2 separate regions of the Mus musculus genome follow, and region 1 is linked to region 2. A link is a contact called in ENCODE Hi-C or POLR2A ChIA-PET data. All regions are on one chromosome and are shown on one strand. The core of a region is the stretch at or near the end of the contact, and the rest is flanking DNA. Distances in the headings are between cores, read along the strand shown.

Evidence for each region. A loop is a pair of places that touch in the nucleus more often than their neighbours do. ChIA-PET counts read pairs that join two places held with the same protein, here RNA polymerase II (POLR2A).
Region 1: a loop to region 2 is called in a map of heart, with 4 times the contacts of the local background. The contact joins the promoter of Cebpa here to the enhancer-like site in region 2. A Hi-C loop is called at or near these places in 6 of 37 maps with a recorded cell type or tissue (adrenal gland and heart). POLR2A ChIA-PET finds 5 or more read pairs at or near these places in 2 of 5 experiments (Patski and embryonic stem cell).

Annotation. Positions count from the first base shown.
Region 1 is chr7:35,117,904-35,121,063 of GRCm38, reverse strand. Cebpa (CCAAT/enhancer binding protein (C/EBP), alpha) reads right to left here and starts at 1,771. Exons shown (of 1, transcript NM_007678.3): 1 at 1-1,771. The coding sequence starts at 1,645. The coding sequence ends at 566.
Region 2 is chr7:35,079,285-35,082,559 of GRCm38, reverse strand. No RefSeq gene overlaps it. Among named protein-coding and RNA genes, the nearest start is that of Gm35611, 5.3 kb to the left of the region's middle. Within about 2 kb of position 1,604, at least 1 of the 3 ENCODE cell types and tissues checked has a DNase peak (open chromatin) inside an H3K27ac peak, as active enhancers do; it is heart, where a contact is called at or near this core.

The DNA of each region.
Region 1 (3,160 bases), core at 522-3,021, 38 kb before region 2:
TCCACCTCCCTGTAGCTGGGGGTGAGGACACAGACTCAAATCCCCAACACCTAAGTCCCTCCCCTCTAAAGACAGGGACTGAGGGGCAGCTCAGGGCACTGCCGGGATCTCAGCTTCCTGTATCTTCCTCCTGCCCTGGGCCTGCACCCTTCATTTTTCTCACGGGGCCAGCTGAGGCCCGAGAGGAAGCAGGAATCCTCCAAATAAAATATCAAGGCACATTTTTGCTCCCCCTACTCGGTAGGAAAAGGAGCGAGTTTTGAGTATCCAAGGCACAAGGTTACTTCCTTAATACTAGTACTGCCGGGCCCCCAGCTCAGCTCCGCGGAAAGTCTCTCGGTCTCAAGGAGAAACCACCACGGCCTGACTCCCTCATCTTAGACGCACCGAGTCCGGCTCAGAGGAAGGGAGGGGACACGCGGAGCAGGCCAGGCTTTCAGGCCACACCGGAATCTCCTAGTCCTGGCTTGCGCGGCCCGGGCAGCCTAGAGATCCAGCGACCCGAAACCATCCTCTGGGTCTCCAGCCAGGGGGCCGGCCCAAGGCGGTCCCGCAGCCGCGCGCCTCACGCGCAGTTGCCCATGGCCTTGACCAAGGAGCTCTCAGGCAGCTGGCGGAAGATGCCCCGCAGCGTGTCCAGTTCACGGCTCAGCTGTTCCACCCGCTTGCGCAGGCGGTCATTGTCACTGGTCAACTCCAGCACCTTCTGTTGCGTCTCCACGTTGCGTTGTTTGGCTTTATCTCGGCTCTTGCGCACCGCGATGTTGTTGCGTTCCCGCCGTACCCGGTACTCGTTGCTGTTCTTGTCCACCGACTTCTTGGCTTTGCCCGCACCGGCACCGCTGCCACCGCCGCCGCCTCCCGTGCGGAGGTCGGGGTGCGCACCGGCCAAGCCCTTGAGCGCGCTCCCGGGGCCAGGCAGGCCCGCAGCACCCAAGGCGGGCGCAGCGTGCGGGCTGGGCACGGGCGTGGGCGGCGGTGTGGGGTGGCCAGGCTGCAGGTGCATGGTGGTCTGGCCGCAGTGCGCGATCTGGAACTGCAAGTGGGGGGCGGCCAGGTGCGCGGGAGACGCGTGCGGGTGCGGCGGTGGCGGTGGCGGCGGTGGCTGGTAGGGGAAGAGGCCGGCCAGCGCCAGCTGCTTCGCCTCGTCCTCCTCGCGGGGCTCTTGTTTGATCACCAGCGGCCGTAGCGCGGGCGCCCCGACGCGCTCGTACAGGGGCTCCAGCCTGCCGTCCAGGTAGCCGGCCGCCGCACAGCCGTAGCCGGGAGGGGGCCCGTGCGCCCCCGCGGACATGACCGCGCCGCCGGGGCCCGCCGGGGCTCCCGGGTAGTCAAAGTCACCGCCGCCACCCGCGGGGCCCGCCGCCGCCTTGGCCTTCTCCTGCTGTCGGCTGTGCTGGAAGAGGTCGGCCAGGAACTCGTCGTTGAAGGCGGCCGGGTCGATGTAGGCGCTGATGTCTATAGACGTCTCGTGCTCGCAGATGCCGCCCAGCGGCTCCGGGGCGGCAGGTGGGGCTGGGGGCGGCGCGGGGCCCGCGCCCCGGGGAAAGCCAAAGGCGGCGTTGCTGGGCGCGTGCGGGGGGCTCTGGAGGTGACTGCTCATCGGGGGCCGCGGCTCCACCTCGTAGAAGTCGGCCGACTCCATGGGGGAGTTAGAGTTCTCCCGGCATGGCGAGCCTCGGCGGCCTCCAGCCTGCGCGTGGCGCCGCTGTCGCCGCCGCCCACCCAGTGCCCCAACTGGCTCGCGCCCGCGCAGCTTCGGGTCGCGAATGGCCAGGCCCGCGCGGGGACCGCTTTTATAGAGGGTCGGGCATCGCCCCCTGGTGTCCAAACGGGTCTCGGATCGAAGGCGCCAGTAGGATGGTGCCTGCTGGGTCTTAGAGCCCGCCTTCTCCTGTGACTTTCCAAGGCGGTGAGTGGGGAGCATAGTGCTAGTGGAGAGAGATCGTGGCGCAACGCCCACTGACTCCTGCGCTGCAAGGCGAACCCGGCTTGCAGCGCTCAGCCCCACCCCGGCGGCGCTGTCGCCCCCGCACACACGTGGTCCGTGGTTAGGCGCCCCTCCTTTAAGCCTCTAAGTCACCCACTTCCAGCCAACACTAGGGAGCCCGGGAGCATCTAGAGGCCGAGCGAGGGGAGGTGGAGGTTGGGGAGCGTTTGGAGAGAGAATGTTGGTTTTGAGCTACCGTAGTGCAGACTTGTGTTAAAAGCTGGGACTAGGCCTGTCTCCCACCCGGATTTCTAAAAGGCTGTGGCGGAGAGCCGCGGCGCGGGAGGTTGGAGACTGCTTTGGACCAGCAACCTAGCGCGCACCGCCGAGTGGCGAGGCCGGGAGCGCAGAGATTGTGCGTCTTTTTCTCTGAACTCCACGCGACCCCACGGCTTCCAGGCAGAGCACCTCTCTTTCGCCCAGCTTCTCTAGAACTACAGGGTCCCACGGGCTCTTCAGAGTAGTAGGGCGCTAGGACCCGGCGGGGAGCGGAGGCGGCCGCTAACCCCGGAGCCTGGTGGACCTGGCTCGTCCACTCGCCTAGGCTGGAAAACTTTCTTTTTCATTGCGTCTCCAGGCCAGAGCGATAGGATTGCTAGGCTTACCAGGCAGACGTTGCTACCCAGCGTGGAGCACTCTAGTCAAGTGTTCGGGACACCACCACCCCACGCCCGGGACCAGCCGGTGGGTCCTCTGAGCCTCGCGGAAAAGGACCCTAAGGAGAGCGCACAGGGGCCGCGAGAGGGCAGGGTGTTGGAGAGGAGTGAACTTGAATCGGGGACTGTGATCCCCAGGCGGGGCCCATAGCCAGGGGCCTGAAGACACAGTTTTCTTTCCCTACTGTCATTCATGGGGGCACTAATCTCGGTAGCTCGGGTGTCCAATTCCTAGCTACGAAGCCTTTCGAGCACCCACTTGGGAGCCCTCCGCGCCGCGCCGCCTACAGGCTCGCGGCTGTGGGTAGGAGTTTGCGTGCATCGGCTCCCAGCCACGTGGCGTCTCGTTCACCCTCCACCTGGATCGCGGCCGCGGAGGTCCGGGGGCAGAAGGGGCCTGGTGAGCACCCACGTCTCTCGTTTTTGCACCCCGAAGACCGCGGCTTCTTGAGCTGAGGCCTTTCGTCCTCTCGAACTCCATTTGTCCGTGTTCCGTGACCTGCTGCGCTCTAGG
Region 2 (3,275 bases), core at 355-2,854:
ATGTCATCTTTCCCTTCTCTTATCTGGAACTACAGAGGCAAACCCTCATTCTCTTGGATGCTGGGGGTAGAAGGAAGCATGAGATCCAAATTCAGACAGTTGCAGGTTTAGTCCATTTACTGTTGCTAAAACAAAACTCCTGAGGCTGGGTAATTTATACAGGCAAGAGGTTTATTTCAGCTTGTGGCTCTAGAGGCTGAGAGGTTTAAAACTGGGCAGCTACATCTTTTATTTGTTTTGTGATGAGGCTGGCCTTGTAGCCCAGGCTAGCCCATATTCTCCTGCTTCAGCTGTCTGAATGAGTGTTGGTGTTATAGGCATGTGCTATTACACCCAAAATAGTTAATTATTCTACAGCGTTGATGTTGAAATCCAGGGCTTTGGATGGACTAAGCAAGCATTCTACCACTGAACTATACCACCCCACAGCCCCTCACTGGGAGATTCTAAGCAGGGGCTCTACCACTGGGCCACACTCCCAGCCCCTCACTGGGGAATTCTAGGCAGGTGCGCTCTGCTGAGCCATATCCTCAACCCGGTAGCCAAGTCTTTCCAGGTCCTCAAGCTGTTTTGCAGCACAGCTCAGCTCAGCTCAGCTCAGCTCAGCTCAGCACAGCACAGCACAGCTCAGCTCAGCTCAGCTCAGCTCACACAGCATCACATGTGATGCCTGGAGATTGGTGGACACATGTGAGAGAGTGAGTGGAGACACCAGGCTCTATTCATAACAACCTGCTCTAGAGATAACTACTCCCGGCTCCGAGGATTAAGTACATTAATCTCTTCACGAAGGTGGAGCCCCCGTGACATAATAATCTCCTAAAGGTCCCACCAGCCCTCAGTACCATCATCCTGAGAACCAGTTTTTCAACCCATGAATTGGAGCACAAATCACTCAAACCGTCTCACAGGCCCCCTGTTAGGACCTTGGACCTGAAACACAATGACACAGACTATGAGCCATCACCAGGGAGCAGTGACTACAGCAGGCAGAGGCCAAACCTGAGAACATGCCTGTTCTTAGGTGCCAAGGGCCAAGCTGGTTGAAAGAAGATTTGCCTCTCGGCTTCCATTAAACCTGTGAGCTCATGGAAGCTTCCAGAAACCCGTGTGTTTGGTTTGATCTTCAGTCTGTTAGCTTGTTTTCATTGGGCAAGAATATCTTTTCTTTCGCTCTGTCTTCAACATGGATGCTTACAGTTCAGGAAGCCTGTTTACCAATCATTTGGGAGACAGAAAGTGAAACTCGCTGCTCTTTGGAAAACTGTGGTTTGGGCTGGTGAGGGAGGGGAGGAAGTTGGTGGGAGAGCGTGAGCGGACCTGTGTATGAGGCTTTAGATTCCACGAGAAAAACAAAACAAACAAAAAGGAAACTGGTTACTAGTTCCGACCCTTCCTCCACGGGTCAAAGGCTGCCTGAGTCTTTCTCAACCAAGCTGGGAAATGGCAGTTTCTTTCCTGTAGTTCCTGGGATCTGCTTGAAGCTTGCTAATTGCACAGGAAGCCACGGGACCAGAGCTGAAAGTCCCTCTTTTGCCACGGGAGACAGTAAGCCAGACTGGATTTGAGCTCTGGCCCAGGCAGCTAGGAGGGCTGTGTCAGTTCCTGCATCCTGCCGGGTTGGTTCTGAGTGACTGAGGCAGGGAGAGGCTTTCCTGCAGTTTGGCTCAACAACTGAGATATTATCTGTAAAGTTGTGCTGCGCCTGGTCCTGAAATCATCAAAGAATTAGCTCAGGCTGACGCAGTTATGGGGTAAATACTGACCGTAACCCTGGTTCCCTTCCACAGTACCCGGGGTTCATCCCCCACTTTATTCTCAAGGCACATCTGTGCCTTTAAGTTCTCCGTACCCACAGTTACAGTGCGGGATAGTGCCTTGAATTCATCAAAGCCAATTACTGCAGTTCATTTTTTTTCAGCTTGGAGTTTTTCATTTTAAGTTGTCATGGGAAAATAACTCTTAATAAATCCCTTTAAGCACAAGGAACTAGGGCAATTATGGACATTTTAAGAATTATTGAAACATTTTAAAGTTTTTTTGATGAATGTTCTAAAGGACACAAGTCATTTTTTTTTCTTTTTTCTTTTCTTTTCTTTTTTTTTTTTTTGTTTTTTGTTTTTTGTTTTGGAAGGGCTTCAATTACTCTCAAGGACAGACACCGGGCACACAGATTGTTCAAATCTAACTAATTATCTGCCTCCTCCCACAACAGTCACACCTTCAAAACATTGAGGTTGGCCCTAATTATCTGAGATTCTCCCACACTAGAATAATTGCACACGCTCTTCGGGGCCATGACAGATATATGTTCGGGATGAATTATAGTAACCAGAGAGGGAAATCAAGTTCTGTTTGTTTAGGTGTGAGTAAAACCTACGGTCATGCATGAAACAGTCACAAGTTGATAGAAAGCTGCTGAAAATGCAAAGGGAGGCACCTAAGACCAAAACCACGTAGGTCAAGCTGACCAATGACGTTGACATTTTAAAATTAACTTTTATTATTTTTATACTATTATTATTATTATTAGTGTGTGTGTGAATGGTATTTGTGTATCTGTGTGTACAGAGGCCAGAGGAGGACAGCAGGTGTACTAGCCTATCACACTCTAGTCCCCCAGGGACAGGGTCTCTTATTGAATCTAAAGCTCACCATTTTGGCTAAGCCTGGCTGGTCCTTGAGCTCCTGAGATCCACCTACATCTACCCCTGTTCTCTCACCAAGTCTGAAGTTACAGGCACACATATCTATGCCAAACCTTTCCATGGGCTTTGGAATTTGAACTCAGCTCTTCATAATTGCATAGCAAGCATTGTTTTTCTTTTTAAAAAATTACTTACTTATTATATTTTATGTATGTGAGTGTGTTCCCGGTGCCCAAAAAGATCAGAAGAGGTGGTTGGATCCTCTGAAATTGGAGTTACAAGGGTGTTGTGAGCTACCATATGGGTACTGGGAACTGAACCCAATCTTCTGCAAGAGCAATGAGTGCTCTTAACTGCATTTCTCTAGCCCTCAATGGCAAGTATTCTTACCTGCTGAGCCATCTCCCAGGCTGCTGTTAATATTTTTGACCGTAAAGTAGATTAGAAATCCTACATCTTACAATAACAGTGGTAGAAAGATCCCAGGAATAGTAGAGGTCAGAAAACCCCATCAATGCTCAGGCCCAGAGATGGTGAATAGTGGGAAAGATGATGGCCGGAAGGCATCAAGAAATGGAGAGTGCTTCTTGTGTCGAGAGACTCTCACATGGGCTAGGTTCAGCTCAT